Regions from separate parts of the Mus musculus genome. Here all the other regions are linked to region 1. Evidence: chromatin loops called from intact Hi-C (ENCODE). Cell type or tissue: left cerebral cortex. All regions are shown on one strand.

Region 1 (8,000 bases):
GCACTTCCTGTCCATTATTCTAATCAGGTTAATTGTGATTGGAAATAATTGCAATGCATTCCTATAGGACATACAGAATCCTGTCCGCTCTTGCTTCCCCTCACAGTAGCCTGGTAGCTCACAGGTAGGAAGGCAACCCTGAGCACACCAAAGTATGACATCTATCCACAAGCAAGCACACAGAACACACTCACCTTTTTCTTTGTAAAACATGACACACCTTACAGAAGAGCTAGTTCTCCAAGAAAAAAAAAAAACCTGAGTAAATGGGTAGAGGTCTCTAAATAATAAATTATTACTCAATTTAATGCACTCCCGCGAGTACCTCTCGCTCTTTATTAAGGCTTCATGTATGTTATTTGAGTATGTGCGGCTCCTGTCATTATCGTCATTATGCTACCCAGACAGTCACCTAATTTCACCTAGGAAATCACTGGAAATGAAACAAAATTTCATTTCATACAATTCGGCTTCAGATGCCTTCCACGAGCAGCTTTCATTTCCTTAAACTCATATTGTGGTTTCATGCATTCTGCCGTGTGCGTTTTAATCGAATGATTTCCCATTAGTTTCAGAGACAAATGAAGGACAACGCAGAAGGTGTCGTGCTTGCTGGGGTACGAATACCTTAAACTATCCCACTCAACCTGGTCCGAAAGACTCCCAGAGTGGCCTTGCTTAGTCTGATCCCTAAGCTGCCAACCTGGAAGGTCCAAGCAGATTTCCTAACCCTGGCGCCACAACTCAGGGACAAGCCAGCCCACCCCGGGGTACACAGGCATTGCTGACTAAATGGGCCTAAGTTTGGTTCTTTCTGACCTCACTCACTCTAAAATCCCATAACAAGAATGATGTCTGTAAATCACAACTCTCCCTGTGTTGGTGTTCTGAGCTGCACCTCCCCTAGGCTGGCACTATACAGGTCTGGTGGAAGACAGCGTGCAGTTGGGACATGGCCGACTTGTGCAAGGATGTCATAAGCCTGCCCTACCTGCTCTAAGTTCCCATGGAGGCTTGGCTTCCTGAGAGAGCACGGTGGCACTTACCATCTTCCTTTTACCCTCCTCACCCCAACTTCTTTACTAGTTACTGCCAAGTCAGAGTGACTATAATTTATGGACTTCTGTGTGCCAGGCTCTCTAGGAAGACTGCTAACTCCTATTTTATCTTGTAGCTCTTATAAAAATCCAGTAGTGTTTTATCTGAATTTTTATTTGCAGGTAAAAAAGCTGAAATGACAGAGGTCTTCACTTGGTATAAAGGCCATGCAATAGTAAGGGTGTTCAACGAACACCTTGACTTCAGAGCCTCCGGTCTACTATGCAACTCCATTTCGACATGGGAGAGGTTGCTGTGGCAAGTATTCTCTTCCCACAATAACTCAATCCTCTAGATTCGTTTTTTTCTAATCAAACTATGTACCTCACCCACTGCACACTCCTTGCTAAGAGAATGATAGACCATTTCTCACCTGTCGTTCATTGTCGAGGTGTACCTCAGTGCTTAAATCTTCACTTGAACACTTAGAGCTAAAACACAGTGGTAACTATGGTGCATGGGTAAGATTCTGAATTCTGGCATCAGAAAAACTACAGTTCAAATTCCCACTCTACCACGCAGTCATGTGAACTCACTTATATGAGCTGTTTAGCCCAGAGAAGCCTGTTTCCTCACTGGAAACACAAGAATGTCACCACAAACCAGCAGTGGTGGAATTTGTGCAGAATGCTCACAGTACTTGCTGTGCCACCAGGGAGAAGGAGTAAAGGACCATTCTCACCCCATGCCATCTTGTTACCAAGGACATTGAAGATACTGGCCACTGAAGAATGGAGGATTCTGGAAAATGATTTGTTTAAAGCTGCTGGCATGTACAAAGATGCTCCTCCAAATGAGGACAGTGTAGCTCCCACTCACATCCACCCTCAAACAAGAGATCTGTAGAAATTTGCATCATTTTTTTTTCCAGTTACAAGACAGGGTGTCATGCTGGCCTTGAACCTGCTTTGTAACTACTGACCATGAAATTATTGTCCTCCCACCTCCAACTCCTAAGTGCCAAGACAGCAGGCATGTATCACCATTTTCTGCTGCTGTTGTTTGTACAAAGCATCTTTATTATTGAGATATGTCAGAGCGAATTTTAAATACATAAACACATAGGTATGCATTAAATGTTGAAAGTTTCAAATAACTTTCTTTTCCCAATCTTCAGCAACAGATACAGAATAAAATGGTAATGAATGTACAAGCGTGGTTCTAGGATTATAATCCTCAAAAGTAGGTCTGAATATTTCATATGTATTTTCAGAAATAAAAAAAGCAGTAAAATTAAATGCACAACTTCCTGTACTTATCCATAAAGGACGTTTTATCTAGGAAATTTCAAGATTGGATCCTAACTCAGACAAGGAAAATGCCCTAATGTGAAACCATGTTAAGCTACTCAGGCTCTGGAAGTGATCAGGTCTTTGGAAAGGTGCTGGTGATACAATCTTGTTTGAAAAATATTACAAAGACTCTGAAAACAAAACAAACTGACCTGTGCCATTTTCTAACAAGTACAAGTGGCCTTCTTCCAAGAGAGCTGCTTGAGGGGTGGGGGTGGGGGGAACGACACGGAGTAGGAAATGTGACTGGACTCTCCAATAATGGCTAAACGTTGTAAAAGTACTATTGAATTTATTAGCAGTCAGTATTAACGCAAATTGTCAATGTCCTAACAACAGTTCACTATGTATTCTTTGATATTTAAAGAGAAATAAATTAAAAGGCTTGCTTGCAGATGTCCAAAGTAAGTAGCCAAGTCCTTAGCAGTATGAGTCGTAATTTACAAGTAAAACAATTTGGCAGGACGTGACAGAAGGTGATCCACGATTACAAATCTACTGTAGGGTGCTAAAATAGAGTCAAGATATGTGGGAAGAAAATGACAATATACCTGAGAAGGCCCTAATATTCCTACCAGAATAAAGTTCTAATTCTGTGTTTAGTCAACTTCTTGGAACTTATCAGAAAGCAAACCAAGAAGAATGAAACTATAGTTTCTTAGCAAAGCAACCTTTGATTTTATTGTACCCAGTTTTCAGGTTTGCACAAATTGGTATGATCCAATTAACCTTCAGCTTTGAGAACCATCACTCAGAATTTATGCAACCCAGAGAACCAGAGAGTGAAATGGTTTTATCTATGTCAACAGAGTAGTGAGAAATTAGGGGAAGCAGGGAGTAAGTGGAGATGAGCAGCTTACGTTTGAACTGGAAGTGTGCCCTGCCTACTGTGAGCTCTGAATACTTCAGAAGTGTGCAGCAGACAGGGAGGCCAGAAATTCCCAAATCCTAGAGTGACAAAATATGAGGCTCCCTGTCACCAGGACCCTTTGCTCTGGCCTAGCTACTGCACCCACACACACAGAACTTTTCCACTGTGTTTCTCTAAAGAAAGAAAGAAAGAGAGATGGAGAGAGAGAGAGAGAGAGGGAGAGAGAGAGAGAGAGAGAGAGAGAGAGAGAGAGGGAGAGAGAGAGGAAAGGAAAGGAAAGGAAAGGGAAAAGGGAAAAGGGAAAGGGAAAAGGGAAAAGGGAAAAGGGAAAAGGGAAAAGGGAAAAGGGGAAAGGGGAAAGGGGAAAGGGGAAAGGGGAAAGGGAAAAGGGGAAAGGGGAAAGGGAAAAGGGAAAAAAGGGAAAAGGGAAAAGGAAAAGGGAAAAGGGAAAAGGGAAAAGGAAAAGGGAAAAGGGAAAAGGGAAAAGGGAAAAGGGAAAAGGGAAAAGGGAAAGGGAAAGGGAAATTTTTTTATTGTATTGTTACTGGGGGTCTGGGTGGCATAGGTACACATGAGTGCAGGATCCCCCTGGAGGTGGAATTACAAACAAAGATGATAATCCATCTTAACCGCAGAGCCATCTCTCCTGCCTTCCATTTTATCTTTCTGAATTGCTCACAGCAGCATCTGAACTGCTGTTTCTTGCCCTCAACCACATTCCACCCCCAGAAAAATAAACAAGCAATGTAAGGAAAATAAAGTAGCTCTTATACAAACACAACCCCCACAGGAACCCCACTTCTTCTTCTTCTTCTGAAACTGTAAAAAAGACAGGAACTCACCTCCTACTCTTGCCCTGTCCCCTCACCTGCTTATGTGGAAGAATGGGGTTATCCTAAAGAGAAGGGAATAACACACCTCCACAGCACAGGGTTACCTCATGATATAGCCAGAGGTTATATCCTTTGACCTGTTCAATGATGTTTCTTGGTTTTCAAGGAAAAACACAATGTCCATGAAGCACGAGTGAAGTATGTGAAGTGTGGAGCAGACAGCTCACCTGTGGGGTTCGGGAGGAGCTGGGACTGCTAGAGGCAGAGGAGACCATGCTCACATTGGGGTTCATGCTCCTCTCTCGCTCATCCTGGTAAATGCGATCACGCTCCACTTCAGGCAGGTTGAGGAAGTTCTGCATGGCCCTCAGGTTTACTAGAAGAGACTGAGACGCAGTCCTGGGATCTTCTTCCTTACGCAGTATCTCTGACAATAATCCCTGGTAGAGTGGGGAAAAAATAGGCAAAGTCATGTCTACGGATTTACGGGTATGGTTTCCGTCTCCCTTGCCAACTGCCCCTCTACTTGTTTGGCATAACCAGCTTGAGAGAATATCAGGAACATGCCTAATTCCTTAGGGAGGAGTCTGTATGAATGTGTTCCCTTTCCGGGGCTGTGCCTTATTTTAGGACTTCTATTCTGCCACCTCATCATCGCTGTAATAATCCTATGTGCGCCAATGCCAGCGAGCAAGGTAGGCGCTCAGGAGGAAATATGGAGCTGCAATTAACCACCAGGTGCCTCCAGCAAGTATTTCAGGAGCTGTTAGAACTCTCTCTGCTTGAAACTGGGAACTCTTGGCAGTCCTGCTTAGCTTTACGAATCTGCCAAGTTTGGTAAATTTAGTTCCGACATTTAAACAGCATGGGAGATTTACATCGATTTTAAAAAAATAATAAAAGTTTGGCTGAATTTCTGTATGACCGGACACTGGTTTCAATATAGATGTTTCCTAAGGTAAAGGGAGGTGGCGAATAGAAAGCACACATAACCTGTCAACTCTGATAACTTCCCAGCCTTCACGCATAGCAGCTATGCTTTCATAGGTACCATGAGGCACCCCAGACTTTTGTGGGGTACCACATGGGAAACTCTAATGTCAAGTGATGAAAATGTGGTTACATTAGCTAGGGACCGGGGCATGTGCTAACTGTAGTGCTGATAGGCTCTGATGTCTTGATCGACTTGATGTTTTCTGAGTTTGTGACTCAACTCAATATGGGGGTTTTAAAAGCAGGGTTTTTGTGTACTCTAGTGACACAGAATTCACAAAGATTTTGTCGATACTCTACAGCAGCATGGCCTAAGAGGAGAGTAGGAGATGAGCTAGAGAAATGGCTCTTAACATACAGGCTTTGACCCTGATAGAGCAGAATAACCCTTTCACAGGGGTTGCCTACCAGGTATCCTGCAGGTGAGATATTTACATCACAACTTAGAACAGGTGCAAAATTACAGTAATGAAGTAGCAACAAAAATAATTTTATGGATGGGGTGCCACAACATGAGCAACTATTAAAGGGTTGAGCCATTAGGAAAGTTGAGAACCACTGAGCTAGAGAGATACTAAGACAGAGGCAGATCCATTACTGTCGCATGCACTTGTTGGGTTATCACACAGAAGCATCATTTCATATTCTCATTCTTATTTTATCCTTTTGCAGGGCACTAACTTTTACAACTGTTTCTCCAAGAAGAGCTAAGATGCTAATCCTGTACTTTGATCACACAAAAAGTCACTTCTATAGACTGTGGTAAAGCTCTGCACGTGCCAACGATGCTTTGCACTGAGGGAAATTAATATAAGTGCAGGAGATGCAGCTCACATATAAAACAGCAGTGGCTGTAAGGAGAATTATCCTCTGGCTGGACAGAAGTCTGCAGGGTATAGTGGGCATTTTCATACAAATTACTATATTGTGCCGTAGTATGGCAAATACCATTTATAGGGAGGCATGTCACACAGTTGCCAACAATCAAGGAAGTATAGTCATCATTCAGGGATAAAATATACCACACAGGGACTGGAAAGGTGGCTCAGTGGGTAAAAGCACTTGCCTGATGACCTTGGTTTGATTCTTGGGGCTTACATGGTAGGTGAAGAGAACTGACTCCTGCAACCATGTGCACATGCATGCACATGCATGGGTGTGCACACAACATACCATACACATACAGAGAGATACATAAATAAACCTAGTTTTTAAAATCATACAAAACAACTCTACTGCAAGGAAGCTACCGACAGTGTGCCATCTGCTAGCTCTGAACGTAGAGGTCACATTACTGTGATTAGAGGAATCCTAATACCTGGGTAAGTGCCTACACAAACATAGCTAGGAAGCACATGGTGTTGGCTTGAGGTCAGAATGTGAATAGGGATAAAATATACCACATAATGAAGCTAGAAGAAATGTGTGTGTGTGAGAGAGAGAGAGAGAAAGTGTGTGTGTGTGTGTGTGTGTGTGTGTATGTAAGGTATGTATGTGTGGCGGAGGAGGGGGCTGTGTGCTAGTTAGTATGTGGGCATGCACATATGTGCTCAAGGAAAGAGCAAGGTAGGTGGTATGTGTAAAAATATCCTACTGCTGAAATGATTAAAGGAAAATCCAGATCTCACGGCATGCTTTTAGGAGCAACAAGTGAGGCACTTGTCTTCCTGGAAAGTGTGCATTCCATGAATCGATTCTCCCGAAATTAAGAGTCACTTGTGCCTTGGGTCACCCTGCTTCCCATTTTAACTGAGCAACCTGAAATGTTCATAATGGATTTGCTTCAAAGATTTTTTTTTAAACATCTCTAAATTAATATGAAGAAAGGAAGTGGATTTTAAATTGCTCCCACTTTCCAAGGTCAGTAAGACAGTAAGATTGATACTCCTCTGCGCTTTCTCTCATAATGAGCCATGCATAGAAAGAACGAGTTGGTTTTCTCCCTCCTCCCCAGCCTTCCTCCCTTCTGTCTCCTCTACCCACCTTCTTCAAGATTGTAATAAAGGAATTTTAGGGTCATCATGGAGATACTCATGCACATATGGGCATGCACATATGTGCTCAAGGAAAGAGCAAGGTAGGTGGTATGTGTAAAAATATAAATTATAAATCAAAATATCTTTAGAGGTAGAGTTTAACTTATTCTTTCTCCATAAAATTATGGAGTCACATAGTGTTACAACAAAGGCTCTTACATATGAAATAGTGATATAAAATACTATTGTCCTAATATACCATATCTAAAAACTATGCAGGTTCCCAAACAAACAAAAAAAGACGTCATTAAAATCACTGAGTGTTGTTTTTATTTGTTTCTTGAGTTTGCTTTATGGTTTTACTTTAAAACTGCATAGGGTCCATGTTCTACATCGGTCACATTCTAGATAGTCTTCTAGGAAAATTCACTCATCTCTCATAGAGAGCACCCTTGATGATGGCTGCTGGTCAACATCACTGTTGAAGCAAAAGACAGGTAGACAGACAGACAGCATTTGGAAGTTAGGTGGCTGGTGGAATATATTGCTTCTGTCAAGTAATTTACCTAACTGCAGATACAGTCTCAATGAACAAACTTGGCCAGTATCACCTTCATACACAGCTTCCAGAAAATTACAACATTGCTCCAAATCCCTTACCTCAACTCTCATAAGTATGGCCGTAGTCCCAAAGTGCATTCTTTCCACTGGGGACATTTTCAATGGTAAGTGACTAACTAGAGTGAACGAGACCTTAGCTGTTTGGTTTTGATTTTTTCACTTTGACTACTTTCACTTTGTGTCCATTTAAATGCTGTAAAGTACGATTTTAAAGATGTGTTGTAAATTCTGCAGATATAGGTGTGAAGTGAATCCAGTTTGTTGGAAATCATCACACACACACACCACACACACACACACACACACACACACACAC
Region 2 (8,000 bases), 100 kb after region 1:
CTTGAAAAAAGTACAGATCAGAAAAATCTCAACTAATGTTGAACTAATATAAAGCATACAGCTAAATGCAAACTTCATGTCCTTGGAATTATTTTATACATGAACACGAGTTATCCCTGGACAGAATACTTTTCAATGTTTGCAGATAAAAAAATAAATAAATAAACTACCCTAAAGAATAAAGCAAATTAGTCTATTTCAAAAATCTGTTGAAATCGGTTGTCACTGAAATATTTCTCTGCTTTGTATCAAAGTGTGAAAAGCTTAAAAAATGTTTAATTCACCAAACAGTTTTTAACTTTTTTTTTAGAAAATGTCATACAGGCATGTAAATCTAAACACAGCAAGACAAAAGAAGATCAAAGATTTACCAATGGACATGTAATAAACATGGACTCTGCCCTGCATAAGTCACACAAATTAGTACATTATGGAAGGAGGATCTGCACTGAGTCATTCTCTATTTTTTTTTTTTTTTTTTTTTTTGTGCAACAAAACACAAACGTTATAAAGGATGTACAGGCGGGCAGAGGGAGGATGGGAAGTGTGACAGCACTTGGTCCAGGCACTCCATAATGAAAACAAGGCCTCTATAACCTGACTGAGGATAGATAGGCCCAAGGCACAGATGTATAGAAGGCTTCCAGCAGCTCTCCCTGCTCTGACCCCAGATGCCTCCTGACTCACTGAGATCTGGAAAGCAGAGGCGAAAAGCAGGCACTTTTGCAGACTCCTGGCCCACAGACTCAGGGTTTTGTTCTAAAGATAATACAATGGTACAACTGGTTCCCATGTGCTAATTATTATTATTAAAGATAATAAGTATTGGGTATAATTATTAAATATCATTATTAACAATAATAATACTCATTAAGAATTGTTATCATTAAAGATCTTGGTAATTATTATTAAGCCTGAGCAACAGCCCAACACGTCTCACCACACCACACTTGGGACAACCCTTGACTCCATCATTACTCCCCACAGAAAACTCATCCATCGTACAGAACCATGGAAAATGCAAGGTGGCAGTGAGACGACTCAAACATTAGGCAAAGGAGATGATTTAGTGTAGTGCTTTATAGTGCTGTTTTCCTTGGTTACCATCTGTGAAGTATTTATTATTTATTTGTTTATGGGAGGTTATTCCCAAATATATTTAAGATACATAACGAAGAGTACAAATCAGATGTCTCTCACATTATCTTTTCATCATTCATTTTGTATAGCACTTATTGATTGCACCTACTATGTGTCAGGTATCACCCATCACTCCATAGATACAGGTAAGAACAAGTCTGCTATGGCTTCTGCCCGCACTGTAGCTGGAAGCATTGTAAAACCTTCCTAAGCAAGCATAATGGCATTTTATACAACCCATCCAGGAGAGCCCTTCCCGGCAGGGAATAGCCCCATTTAGACCTTTTAACTCTTACATACTGGTATATAATCTTTGTTAAAGGAAGCAGGCTCGTTGCTACCTCTAGTGATTTAAGCATATGCTCACACACAGCCACGTAGCCAGCAGTGCCATAAGCTGCCTCATCGCTAATACCTGTGTCTACAGAGGTTTCAGTGCTGAAAATCCATGTGCAGTTCCTAATGTCAACACGTACATGTCACACATCTGGGGACCACAGATAAGGCCTTTAAATGAATCTAGCTACTCTATAAACTAGCATTCACCCATGACTAAGTAAGTCTGGGACTGGTCCTATTAATTTCAAAGTAACAGCACAACTAGTTAAATACAAAATACAACATAAAATCTCAGGTGTCTATAACATGTAAGAAACTGATGTTTTATAACTCTCAGTTTGGGAAAAATATTTCTTAAACATTTTAGTTTGTGATTGGAGGGAACAACTGCTGGCTAGCACAACAGCAGTAATTCCTTCTAGTCAAAAGCAACCACCAATCCCCTTACCTGGGTCACCTACCTAAAAAATAAGATGGCTCAGTGGATGAGTGCTTGTTGTAAGAACAAAGACCACAGTTCAGATACCCAGCACAATGCAAAGCCATGCACAGTGACTCATGTGTTCTGTGACTGCAGCAGTGAGGGCCAAGAGACAGGAGGATCCTGGACTACTAGCCAGCCAGCTTAGCCAAAATGACAAGCTCCTGGTTCGATGGGATACTCCGCCTCAAAAAGTAAGGTGGGAAATGACAGAGGAAACACCCGATATCAACTTCAAATCTCTATTAGCATGCACACGAACAAGTGCACGCACACTCAAGCACACACACACACAGTGGATACACACAGGCTCACAGGCATACACACACAGGATCACAGATATGGTAATAGGTTGTATTCCATTGTTGGAAAAATTAATCATTTTACTAGTACTTGATTGATTCAACAATTATGGCTTTATAATGCAATTCTGTTTTTACCAAAAAAAAAAAAAAGGAAAAAAAAAAGAAAAGAAAAAAAAGAAAAACTGATGCAATTACTAATGAAAATGGTGAAATAAGTGAAAAATAGCAAACTGGTATAATTGACGTGAAAATTAAGGCATAGGACTCAAAAGCCTTTGAAAACAGGTCTACCCCAGGGAAGCCTACACAGGGCAAGAAGAAATGTGCACCTCCCAAGGAAGTGACTCCTCCCCAGTCTCACTGCTGTCCTCTGGCAAAGGAAGAATAGAGAAGAGGACAGGGAGGGAATTTACAAAATGCTTCAAAAATAAATGTAACAGTGGCAAGAATAAAGTAGCTTCAATAAAGAAGCAGCAGCAGAGAGCCAAACACAGTTACAAGTTCTAAAGGAGACGAGAGAATAAAGGAAGCCTCGGGCTCCAGCCCCGTATTTGAGCTTACGGCATTATTTTTCTTTTATTGTGGCACAGACCCATTTCCAGATGATCAAGTGGAGAACTTTGGACCTTTTGATCATAAGCCTTGTTAAGCCTTTTACAATTGCTGGAGGTAGGCAGGTAGTTTAATCTGAAGACAGGCACTTGGGCCCCAGCCATTTACTAAAAATCATGACTAGTTCAGGCAAGCAGGACATATGCTGTCCTCTGTCACTGCAGACAGGAAACGGGGCTCTCTCCCCTAGAGAAGCGTGCTTCCCTGCTGTCATCTGTTAGAAGGCTGGAACAGCCATGTTCATTGTCATAGTTCTGAAGAAGGGCATGCATCCTAAAGAGCCATGGCTCCAGCCTCTGTACTGCCACCTCGGCCATGTGAACAGACCGGTGGGAAGATAGTTAGATGTTCTGAAAAGCCCTGGGGTGGCAGGCAGTCGGCCCTGGAGTCAAACAATCCTGCTTCGGTCACTCTGCCTGAGTCACTGACTGTTCATAATGTATGTAGAGTTCTCTAAGACTCAAATTCTCCCAGCTAACATGCAAATGATGTGTGTGTGTGTGTGTGTGTGTGTGTGTGAGTGTGTGTGTGTGTGTGTGGTGTGCATGTGCACGTGCAATACATCTAGGTCAGCCAGCTCTCAGACAATGTTATCTAGCCTTCTTTTTTAAATATGAGTATCAATGCCATTTTACAGATGGAAAAAAGACAATCATTTCTTCAATACTTTTCAGTAAGCAATGTTCAGGACACTAAGAAAGTATTTCTTCAAATAAAAATAACACTAATAGTGACTGAATAAACTATCACCAAATAACCTAATGAAACTAGAAATCACTGTATGGTTTATCATACAAACAAGAATAACCAATAGCATTCAACATGCTCTATAGCAAAAAGCATGGCCTTGAAGTGTCTCCTCTTCAACTGAGACCCGTGTTAAGTATAAAAGACACTCGATTTTAATGACTTACTACCAAAAAAAAAAAAAGCAACAAAAGTAAATGTATTATAAACATTTGTTAGAAAATGAATTGCATGTAGAAATAATATTTGAACAAACTGAATTAAATGCATTGTTAAAATTGTTACTTGGTTTTTTTTAGCTTGTTTTAAGTGTGGCTGTTAGACATCACACATGTGCCTTATATTTTCTGTGAGATAATATGCCCCTACAAGCAATCTGCCAAATTACAAACACACACAATGGCTTTTTGCACACAGAAAAAACTCACTAAAAAATGATACTAAGACATGGAAGTACGTGATCGTCCTGAGCACTTCACCCCACCCCTCATACGTGAGGATCTCTCCTTTGGATTCTAGATCTTAGGTAACTTAAGAACAAAAGCTATTCTGTTTATCTCAGATAGTAAAAGGTGTTTGCCTCTCTTCTACACCTAGCAAACCTTAGGCAGCTACTTGATTGCTAACAGTGGGAGTCCTACGTCTTTTCTAAGCTCTCCCACTTCCTTTTCCTGGTCCTGAGCTACAAGGAATGCTCCCATGGGCAAAAGGAGAGGAACTAGAATATTCTCCAGCTCTCTGAGTGCTTTAACCTCAGCCCGGAGAGATGGAAGATTGGCCTGAAGCACAGGATCATCACAGCTGGAGGTTGCCACCTCAGCTGGGTGGAATCGCCCCACCCACCGAGTCACCTGTACTTTTTCCTCATATTTACCACCTGAGAAGGTCCTCATTGACCTCAGCTAATAAATGAAGCGTCTGAAAGGACCAGAAAATGATGCAGCTGAGGCAGAGCAACAACTCGGCCCATCTAAACCCCACATTCTCCTCTGAGAATATATCCCAGACTCCACCCACAGGGACCCAACAACTTGCCCTATTAGCTAGCAACCCTTTCCACTCGCTGTACCTCCAAGAGGGCGGTGCTACTGAATCAGTGAATTTTTTGAGGACCCCCATTTGTGGGGGCAGTGCGAGGCTTGGAATGACTTCAGAAATGATCTGCTCTTCAGGCACTACAGACAAAATGAGAAAAGACTCTGAAGGGCCAGACTCCACCCTTGTCCTGGCCCCCTTTGTCCTCTTTTGAGTCCACCTTCATTCTTGGAACAGCAACCTGAAGGGCAGTAGCTATTTGAGGTCATAGCAGGCCTGCCTTTGTCCTCCCTGTGGCTCCTAAAACCCACCCATTTCAGGAATGAAGGCAGCCACAGGACCACTCCTCAGTTTATCTCGCACTATCTGTCACCTAAGATTCCAGAAGAACTGAAGATACAAAGGCTGTGCACAGAGCCTCCCTATCCGTTCTTTGCATAAACTGAACCTGAAGCAAAGTACCACATTCCACAACCTCCATTATAAATAACTTCTACACCAAGCCCAAGAAAGACGGGAGAAATTCAGGAAGCCAACTTAATACAGTCTATTCTCCAAAGACTGGAGCGAAAGGGCAGGCTATCTTTTTCCTATTACAATTTACTAGAAAAATGAAAGTATTTGTATAATCTCCTTCTGTCTCTGTCTCTCTGTCTCTCTCTCTGACAGACACACATACATACAGAGACAGAGAGGGAGAGCAGGAGCAACATTACTTTCTATCCTTTTTCTCCTACCCTAAAACAGCAAAGTGCAGTTTGAGAGCCAAGAATCATAACCGGAAACAGAAAACAAATGTGCACATCATTTACCTCCTGGTTGGGGCCACAAACAAAATTTCAAAATTAACCAAGTTGTGTCTTTCCTAGAGTAGTAGCTCGCCTTGGCCCTGTCCTTGCCTCCCTACTTTCTCAGGCCCAGCCTTCTGAGATTAAGACAGCCACATTCCAAACCCAGCTGCCGTATACTCCCCGTCCTCAGGGGATGATGTGGAAATTTTCTGAGATTAATTGATAAAGGAGGTGACACTTTTGGGGTGGGGATAGAGCTCAAGGGTAGAATGCTTAGCAAACACAAGGCCAGCAGTTCAATCTCCAGCAACATTTGTTTCAAAGACAGTTCATTTTGCTATGGAAAGGCCTCCATCTCCTCCTTTAACAGAGAAGATGTAGTATAAAAAAGTACTCCTGGTCCTTCTGTGAATCTCAGGTATATACTCACACAGATTTAAAATGGCTACCTCAGCACTGCAGGCTGTAACGTTATGGGGCCACTGTATGCACTCTGTGGATGACTGGACTGTTCATGGTAGGGCTGTACCTTCATATTTCCTTCCAAATAAACTTAATTGGGGGGAAATGTCAGATAGTATTAAAAAAAAAAAGTAGAAAAAAAATTCATCAATTGTAGGTGTAAAAGAAGTGTGTCATTCGAGGATAAGGGAGTCACCCAAAAGTTCACAGGTCAATCTGGGGGCCTTGAGACTCCCTCAAACATACCTCCATACCAGCATCTCTTCCTGGCTGTTGATTTCATTTAACCCTCACACAGAGGTGATGGCAGGAAGGTGGAGGGCCACAGAGGGAAGGTTACTGTCTGCTCTAAAGAAACAGGCAAAGACAAACAAAGCCGCAAACCTAAAGGTTTCCTCTCCACCAGGACTTCAGACTGAACACACACACCCCGCCACCAAGTAAAGTTTCAACAATAAAATCTCTTAATGCATCTCTCGCCCTCTCACCATCTGGGGACACAAGGGGTTAAAAATGAGGCAAGATTTTTGTGGTAAAAGTAGTTGCTTTGTCAGCCCGGAAGCAGATCCTATCCTTAGAAATGAAGTGCAGGGTTAGACAGAAGTATGGAGAGTGAACACTATTTCTCAAAGATTCAATGGGAGCCTCAAAATAGCCGAAAGAAGGACCGGTTGTAGCATTACATTCATCCGCTGCCAGACCTGTCCTCAAGTTTAGGAATCGTAACTCAATCTGACATCAGGGCTGCTTAACTGCTAGGAAATTCAGTGGCAGGCTCCAGTTTGAAGGCAGTTTGAAACCACAGTGTCATAGGAGCCCAGGAGGCACGGCTCTGGTAACTTACCTAAATAACAAAGAATGAGCGACACCAGGGACCGCTGCAGGCCCAGCTGAACCCTGGCAACTAAATCCCCGGATGTCAGCCACACCTAGCCTGTGGCTGCCTCAGGGAGAGGCCCACCTTTAGACAATCCCCCCCCCCCCCCCCGCCACACCCCACCTCAAAGCCTGGCCTATGGGATGTCCAAAACAAACGTTGGTTCAGTTTAACACAATGCTAATTCCACTTAGACACTTATCATCTTCTTTAATAAGTGGCGTGGACTGCTCAGCATCACTGTGGGCCCCCTACACGGTAGTGAGCATCAGGTCACAGGAAGTGCTTTCTAGGAAAGAGACAGACACGTGGATTCACGAGCTGCTTTTCCCTTGGGCACAGGAAGCTCGCCAGACCACGCGGCGATGCGTGTCCACAGTGGGCAGAGACTGCTGGCATATCAGCATAAGGCACTGCTGTGGGTTCTGTTTGAGGACCGGAAGGCTGCATGACTTGGGACTCCCGGGCTACAAACACCAATCGCCAGGTTCAGGTTTGGGGAGGCAATTGGTCAGCAGGACCACGGCCTACATTGCAGCAAAACGCCTCCTTTCAATCTGGATATTACAGAAAAGCTCAAGCCCATGGCGTATTGCTGGAAGATAATTATTTCAAAACTGAACAATTAAAAGTTTAAAATTAAACAGTTGTTGAAGTATGCCCATCAAAAGAGTCAATGATGTATTAAAAGTGATTATAGCAAATTTCAATAGTATCCGGATTCTTGTCTCCTGACAAAGAGCAATTTGATTCTGCAAGTTTCTGACAGGGTAGATTTTAAGCCGTGTTCATGTTTACAAGGATGCATACACATTTGTCTCAGCCCCTTCTCAATACTCTGTCTACAGCAACTGTTCACTAGAGTCCCACCCCTCAAAAGAAGGGGGTCATAAAAACTGTCCCTATACTATTTGCTTCATTATCTCAGGTTTTGAGCTCTGCCTAAATATTACTTTATCTAATTCAAACAATTTTTTTAAAAAAATATTTTTTGATTAATTCCTCCAGTGTAGTGTTAGAGCAAGGTTAACTGTGTTGAGGTTTTTCAAGCTAGGAATTAATACAGGAATCAAGTGCTCAATAAGGTAGGACTACCTGTATTTCTAGTGGGAATATTTCATAGCACAAGCATGTTTCCTTTGGGGAGTTTAACTCAAAAAAAATTATTAAAAATTGAGATCAAACACTGGTGCAAAGCCTCAAAGGAAATC
Region 3 (8,000 bases), 110 kb after region 1:
GCGACAGAAAAGACCATCGCAGAACAACTGAGTGGAAGTATGTTTTCCAAGATAAGGTTGGGAAGCCCAGTTGTTTCAGACAGAGAATCGATTTTCCTTTCTTTCAGTCAGTGTTAAAATAGCAGGTAACACAAATAAAACAAAATGTCTTAACTCTCAGCATCTAAAACAGTAGCCACTAATTCATGGGTTTCGTGTTGAGAAGAAGAGAAGGAAAATACTTTCTTTGCGTTATTGACTCCGCGTCCCTTTTCTATTCTTTTTTACAATGTGAACTAATGGAAAAATTGCTTAATTCACCTAAAATAATCATTCTGTTTTTAAAATTAAAGATACACTCTTAAAACCTTGACTACTTAATTGCTTTTTGCTCAGGAGAAAAGGGGGGAAACTCAGAGAAGGTGGTTGCGTGAAAGAAATACCACTTTTTACTGTACAACAAAAATTCCCTCTGAGGCAAAGAGACAAGATGCCAAGTTCCACCCAGAATTAATGTTTAGGCTCAAACTGTAAAGCCCAGAAAAAACAGAACCACTAATAGATCCTTAAAGCTCAGCCCTGTTAGGTTATGTGAATATGAAGGTAAAAGAACCTTTGCTGACAAAGGTTTAATTGAGGTGCTATTTAATGAAGGTGTTATTAACTAAACGCTCTTTATGGCATACACATGTTAAGCTCTTTTGGATTATTCAATAGGAATTCCCTTCTGAAAGAATGATCTCTGGGCTGACCAGGGTCTCTGGGCCCTCCACCACAGGATATAACACCCATTCCATCCTTTATGTTGCAGCTCACAGAAAGATCTTTTCAAGTAATGGCACCAAGAAAATGTTTTAACAACTGATTTTTTTTAAAAGGTCCCTTCTGAGGGTCTCAACTGAGTGCAAATTTGGGCTGTAAGTGCTAGGGACATCCGGTGCTTGAGCCTCAGTGCTTCTCTGCGAGAGGCCGCTGGGGCCTGACTCCACTGTCATGGCCAGGTGTTCAGGAACTGTGAAGTTTTCCAGTAAGAAGAGCAACTCAGCATGAAAACTTAGCCAGTGATCTTGGCTGCTGTCTGCTGCTGTCCCACAGAGAAGTGTGGACTGCGGAATGGCTGCTGTTAGCCCAGCCCAACAAGGTTAACAATTATGGAAATGTGGGACTTGGTGTGTGCTCCTTTAATCCCAGAGACAGGGGGATGTTTGAGGCTAGCCAGGGCTACACACTGAGAACCCACCTCAAATTTAAAAAAAAAAAAAAAAGACAAATGGATATATGCAATAGTTTACAGAACTCAGAATGAAAGTCAGATGCTCTGTATTCAAGTGACAGTCTTAACTCTCTACTTCTACCAAAGTGACAAGGTGATAACATGAAAACGAGGAAGTTCAGGTTCTCGTATGTGCAGGGGAGAAGACAGGTATGGGTGGGCCTCAACCTTCTCTTTCCAGTTTAGCCTCCTGAGGACTTTGTAAAGACTTGCTGGCTGGTACCTCACTTAGCTCTTACGCACTACTGACAAGCTGCCAATTCTGTAGATATATATATCCCCACAGGTTAGAAAGAGGCTGAGGGGGTCACACCTCAGGTATAACTCAAGAACATGTCAGACCCTAAGGCAAAAGTGCACCTTTGTGGTGCCAGGGCACACACTCCCACAGGAGTTTTTGTGAACCTCTCAGGGAAGGACAGCCAATGCAGATCACAGCTAATAAACACCACAGAAAACAAGAAGCACTCTGGTTATTCTGCATCGTCTTCAAGTCTAAAAATTTGTACACTGTGTGACAGGTCCACCTCATTTTTCTTAATGATGTTTTTATTATTCCTTCACTCAATTAAAGCAGAAATGGATATTGCATCTTCTGACTGTATAATTGTTATTGTAATCTGTTTTCGATCACTGCTTGGAAATGGGTCCAAAACAACATAAACCCTCTACTGCCTCAGAAGGCAAGTCATTTTCTTTTACTACGACACTTAAAGAGACATTTATCATGAGGCTCTGTTACCATCTTTGGATTATGACAAAAGAAAGTTTTGTTCTATTAAACAAAAAAATAATGCTTCAAAAACACAGCAATTTTAAGAGTTTTATATGAATGCATTTTTCTAATAAGCTATCAGAAGTATCAATTTTGGATTTCTTTATATGTGTAAGTAATAGAGCAGTCAAAGGCTTGATTTTCATGTGCTGACACAATCAGAAAAATATCAAAATACGGTTTCTTATTTTACTCTTTGCCTTTGGTCAGTTCTCTGCAGTTGTGTGGTTCTCTCTGGAAAGAAAAGATTTTTTCTTGTGTAAAATAAAACAATTAGTTATGACAGTACTGATATACTTGTCTTCCAGCTATGGACCTAAATCAAGCAAAGACCTTCAAGGAAGAAAAGGGTAAGTGACCATTCCTATGCTGTAGCTCCAGTTATTCCCAGGTACGTCTTGTAAATTGCCTATCACACTTCAGTGTTTTAGAAAACACTCTCTTATCTGGAATCTATCTCTCCCCACATCTGTACAAGTCTTCATGCAAACGGAGATGGGCACGGAGCTCTGTGAAACCATCAGTGGGTATCAAACACAGCTGGGGAATGCATGTACTTTAATAAACAGTGCTAGCCTCTTCCTTTACTTTTGTTAAAAAGTATTTTCTTAATACCACAGTTTAATAACCAACTGTGCTAGGACAGAACTCCATTGTGATAATAAGGCAAGAAGTTAAGAGGAGAAATCACTTCACCTCATACAGTAAGTAACAGCATCAGGAAGAAGTTAAATGGAAAACTTCTCAGAGAAGTTTTATTATCCCACTGTATCAGACCAACAGTCCCGCAAGTGCCTGCTGTACACTGATTTGACTCTCTAATAACTGGATTTCAGGGTTTAAACTGTTGACACTGTTCTTTATGGACTTTGGTTTGATTTCTCTGCTCTGCTGTTATTTTATGCATTGCTCTGGTAAGTATAATATGGACCTGATTTGCCTTTTTATTATTATCATGATTTTAGGTTAGCAAAAAATTACTGGGTTTCATCCTAGGATCTTTACACACATGTCTCATTATACTTCACTCATTCCGGGACTTTCTTATTTTGGCTTGAGAGGTTATAGATAATAATTTTAAAATACATGCCCTAAATTCAGTTGCCATAACTGCATATCTAAACAGATTTAGACATTTACAGCTTTTTATCTGGCCTGTTGTTAATCTGCAATTAACCAAAGCTTCACAAATAACAAGAAAAGACAGAGTAGGTGACATTTCTAATACCTTGTGTCACCTAATTATCCTTGTTTTCATCACAATTTATCATTTGCAATTAATAAAAAATCTACTATTTGAAATATATATATATATATATATATATATATATATATATATATATATATATATTCTTCCATGACTTTGAAAACTTTATCATAGGATATTTTTGGTGTTAGTGGTTGTGGATTTTTGAGACAACGTCTTGCTATGTGGCTCAAGCTGAATAGGAACTCAATATTTAGCCCAGACTAGCCTCAAACTCAGAATTCTCCTGCCTCAGTCTCTCAAGTGCTGCTATGTCAGGCATAAGCCACCATGACCAATACCGCGAAACATTTTTACAGAAATGCCATGGTATGTCAGGCTCATCAAATATACGTCCATATAAAGGAAAGAAATAAAAGCTCAATTGCTGGATAGCAAGACTGGAAGAAATGTTTCTTCAGAAAAGAGAGAACAATACAATGTAGAAGTTACACCTGTGTCAAAAGTAGAAAAATAAAAAATGGAATAAAATAAAATGAAAAAATAAACCCTCTGGAAGCCCTCAACTGACCTGTCTTAGCTCAGCCTCAATTGCATTCAGACATTGACTTTGGCTCTGGAAATGGCAATCACTCATCCATAAGCAGCAGGCTGATGAATCCTTTGTATTTAGAGATCTGTTTCTAATGCTCTGACAGTTTCAAAACCTTTCCTGTACTTTAAAACAAGAGAAATTCACAGCTCACCTGACTGGCTTGCTAAATGACTGCTGAAGAGCTGTGATGATTGGAAGGAGAGGAGACCTGTACAATCAAAGCCAAGAGCAGGGAATCGCTCCTTCTCAAATTGCCATAAAGAAAATAAGGAAGCGAAAAGGCAAACTCTTCTGCACTTCCTCAGCTAAGTATAAAGGTCTCCTACTGGAAACCACTTTCAGTTACCCAGCCACCGCCCCCCCCCTTTTTTTTTTCAAAAAATAATGAGTTAAACTGTATGGGTTCAATCCAACATTTCACTGCTGTTCCTGTTCTCGGGGAGCAGGGGGAAAGGGCCATGCTGCCAAAGCTTCTGAAAAGAGAGTTTGGGCTGCTAATTTCCCGTTCACAAAATCTAAATTCTCCTTATGCATCTCCCACAACTCACGAAATACTATGAAACAGTATTATATCATTGCAAATTGAGACATTTTTATCAAAATAAAGAGGGATGATGCCAACATTTCATTTGTCATTTCCCGCTTGTCACTTTCTACTGACAAACTGTTACACATACAACTTTTGTCAAATGCTCTGTCTTTAAATATGTTCCAAAATGCCATTGTACCTCAGTCTCAGTGTAAGAAAGATAGCACAAGTTACTATGTTACTATACATTTCTTAGAGAGTTTTTTAAAGTGTACTTATTAAATAAAAATATATAAATATCTTAGTGAGTTATATGTTTCCTGCTATGAAGAACAGCTTTTGGCAAGCTGAAATAAAACAATAATACCAAATGTGGGATTATTAGTTTTAATGCTAAGAAATGGAATCAATTTTATCTCAATAGAAGCCAAAAGACAACAAATGATATATGTATCCAAAGGAAATGCTATAATATGGAATGTATCTAACTCTGTTAGTGTAGCACAGCTTTTAAGTATATTCACATACAGCACTGCTGCTACAATGAATCGCTGCTTAGCAGAAGAGGAGAAAGAACAGGAGGAGGAGGAGAAGGAGGAGGAGAGGAGGGGGAAGCAGCAACAGTGTTTCAATTCACCAAAGTAAAACCATCAAGCCTCATAATTGCTCTCTTGCCAAGCGGCACCCCAAAAAATTACTATAGTCTTGACTGAAATAACTGATTCCCTTGTCCTTAAAATTACCCAAATTCGTATTCTCTGATATCTTATAAATAATGATTAATCTGTTTTCTCTTCCTATAGAGAGAGAGGAATTAGAGAGAAAGAGTCAATACAGGATATCTAGGATGAACAAATTACCTCGGCTAGTCACACGGCCTTCAGGAAATGAAGGTATTGCTTATTTTCTGCACCAGTTAAAAAACAGATGCTTAAGGGACTTCTTTGTAGTTTTAAGCATGCGTGCGTGGGTGGGTGAGCGCACATACACACACACAAGCACACACACACACACACACACACACAAGCATGCACACAGTGCACACCACTGCAGCAGAACTTCACTATATAATGGTCAGCGGGTTTCTGCTGATGGAACATGAAACTTCCAAGATTACTTGAAACACCAAATTACATTCAGGACTTTGAGGGGCGGATACCCTGTGTTCTGTTTAATGTGTACGTTCCATTGCATATATTTTTTTTTAACCAAGTATGTCTTTATTTTAATAACAGGCCAAGGGCTAAAAACACTTTAGGGAAGAGCTATTTTTCTACTTCAGCAAAACTACAGAGGACATGTTAGACGAGTAGATGACCCCCAAGCCTAAGTTCATACTCTTCTTAAAAGACCTTAAACCTTTCCATTTAAAGCAGTAATAACAGTGTGGATGGGTAGGGAAGTCTTCCCTCTGCAACCCTGAGTCCTTCCTATCAGCGTATGCTCCAACTGCCACTGACCTTATGATAGTTATCCTGGGACACAGAGTTCTCTCCACTTCCCTGGGTTGACAATGATATTTCTAAGTATTTTTACATATTTCAATATTACAATATATATATATATATATATTCTTTCCTATTAGCACTACTTCCCAGAAGTAAAATTATTGCTGGCCCACAGCTAATGTTGTGTCTCCACCTGACCTGATCCGCATTTCTTTGGCTCTTAATGGAGAAGGCAATGTCCCACATGTAGACAATTAAGCTAACTGTTGTTGTAGTAGATGATGTTCCGCTCTAAATGAGGCCCTGCCTAACAATCTTGATCACATTTGTTCTCTGTTTGAATGCAGCAAGTGTGCACTGCATAATGATTCCTTCCCCTTGCAAAAAGACAGCTATGCTCTTAAAGAGACCTGGAAGCAAGGGAGCCACCTACTTCAGGGAGTTCTCTTAGGACGTAACTTCAGCCAGGAGTTCGCCAATAAACCCAATTATTTTTAAAGCAAAATGTTTTTCAAAAATAAGCAATTTTTTTAACAAAATGAACAGGTATTTCAATAAGACATTCTCAAGGTTTAAATTCCAAACCCCAAACTAGAACATTTAACACACACACACACACACACACACACACACACACACACACACACTACACACTTTTTGAAAGCATTTAAAAAAATCCTAGGATAAAGAAAAATACCAAAAAGATTTCTGATGTTTAATGCTTCCTATCAGCAAATACACCATCTGGTATAGCCAAGTGCTGTTCATTCAGTTTAAATAAAGCTGTCTGAAAGTTCCTCTTGAAGCCAAACACTAAAAAGTGAAAATGCTTGTGTTAACAATGAATGAGGCACAATGACTTACTGCTGGTAAAGCACAGCTGGCTGGCCCCTTGCAGCAGTCCAGGAGGAAAGGCAGAAGCCTGGGCTCCTCTCAGTCTTCCCTGGCCCCACTTTCATTTTAGGCTGTGGGTTGCCTGGCTGAGAGGATTCCACACAGCACAGCCGGTCTTAGGGGCTCATGATAAGGGTGGAGAAAAGAGTGAGTCTGATGCTTAGTTAACTCATCCTTAATAATCTCTTCTTCTTCTAAGTCTTCAAATAGATCTATAAGTTTTAATCAACAATCCTGCAAATATAAATTCCCCCACCATTAATCATCCTTTTCCCAAATCCTTATGGAGTGAATTACTAGCTGAGAGGGAACGCCAATTCTAGTAAGTGAATGTCACCCAGCAGGGATATAAAGCTGTCAACACCACAAGGCTCTTGCCTGTCTAAACTCTCTCCCAGCCTTCATATGTTTTTTAAAGAGATATTAGCCTTTTTTCCCCATGAAGACCTTCTAAAAAAGCTGACTTTTACATATATCCGAGCCCTTCCAATTCACTATATCCATGCTTTGGAAAATATAACACAAAGAACAGAAACATCCCCGGGGGGGGGGGGGTAGAGGTGTTAGAAAAGACAGAGCAAAACCAGTGTAGCTGCTATTGGGCATCTAAGGCTGACCATATTGTACATAGGGCACTGACTTAACGCTAAGTTGATTCTTAAAACACCTTAGACTGCGATGGGACATTCACCACGTAACTGGTTCAAACCAGACTCTACTACAAGAATGCTAACCCCCCCTTTTATGAATATCTAAAGCTCATCAAAAAATCCTAACAAGTTCCCACTCTTTAAAAAGGAGCACAGCAGCAGAACATGGTCTCTCAGCCAACCAAAAACATTTATCTCTTCCTGCTTATCAAAAGCGGTGGGATAAATTGCTATTTTACGGAGCAACCAATTAACGTAATGATTTTCCCTAGCTCTGTGAGGAGGACAATTTTCAGGAGGAACACAAGAGAAACAAGCCTGTGCTCCCCACTACTCTGTGTCCACAGTCCATGTCCACAGCATGGACACAATGCAATAGCCCGAAGATGAAAACAAATGGCTCAGCAGTACACATTTTTGTGACTATCTATGTTTGTTTTACAAAGAATATTCAACAAGAGATGTACAATGGTGGAAATACAACCTACTTTATACTTATCCTATGTTAAAAGAAAACATTTCAATTACAAGAATTTCTAACTAGAAATATACTTTGAACATTTTTTTTAATTTAAAATATACATTTTTAAAAGGCTTGGCTTTCTTCCAGTCTACATACATGATTAGAAGTTATAAAGAAATAAAATTAT

Evidence for each region. A loop is a pair of places that touch in the nucleus more often than their neighbours do. Peaks named below come from ENCODE experiments on the same cell type or tissue, not always from the same donor. Only the 100,000 strongest peaks of a DNase experiment are listed, where the experiment ranks them.
Region 2: a loop joins it to region 1, with 2.2 times the contacts of the local background. A loop is called at or near these places in 2 of 42 quality-filtered maps.
Region 3: a loop joins it to region 1, with 2.7 times the contacts of the local background. A loop is called at or near these places in 2 of 42 quality-filtered maps.

The regions. Positions count from the first base shown.
Region 1 is chr1:56,845,850-56,853,849 of GRCm38, forward strand. It overlaps Satb2 (special AT-rich sequence binding protein 2), which reads right to left. Exons shown (of 11, transcript NM_139146.2): 8 at 4,322-4,534. Among named protein-coding and RNA genes, the nearest start is that of Gm51624, 36 kb to the right of the region's middle. In left cerebral cortex, a CTCF peak has its summit at 4,829; DNase peaks (open chromatin) are centred at 1,684, 1,858, 4,770, 5,117 and 1 more place; H3K27ac peaks cover 2,456 bases.
Region 2 is chr1:56,948,780-56,956,779 of GRCm38, forward strand. All of the region lies in intron 2 of Satb2 (special AT-rich sequence binding protein 2), which reads right to left. Among named protein-coding and RNA genes, the nearest start is that of Satb2, 19 kb to the right of the region's middle. In left cerebral cortex, no CTCF peak of the experiment used is centred here; DNase peaks (open chromatin) are centred at 3,122 and 7,165; H3K4me3 peaks cover 432 bases; H3K27ac peaks cover 6,786 bases.
Region 3 is chr1:56,959,364-56,967,363 of GRCm38, forward strand. The region is part of intron 2 of Satb2 (special AT-rich sequence binding protein 2); the gene reads right to left. Among named protein-coding and RNA genes, the nearest start is that of Satb2, 8.0 kb to the right of the region's middle. In left cerebral cortex, no CTCF peak of the experiment used is centred here; DNase peaks (open chromatin) are centred at 4,994, 5,317 and 6,790; H3K4me3 peaks cover 3,719 bases; H3K27ac peaks cover 5,968 bases.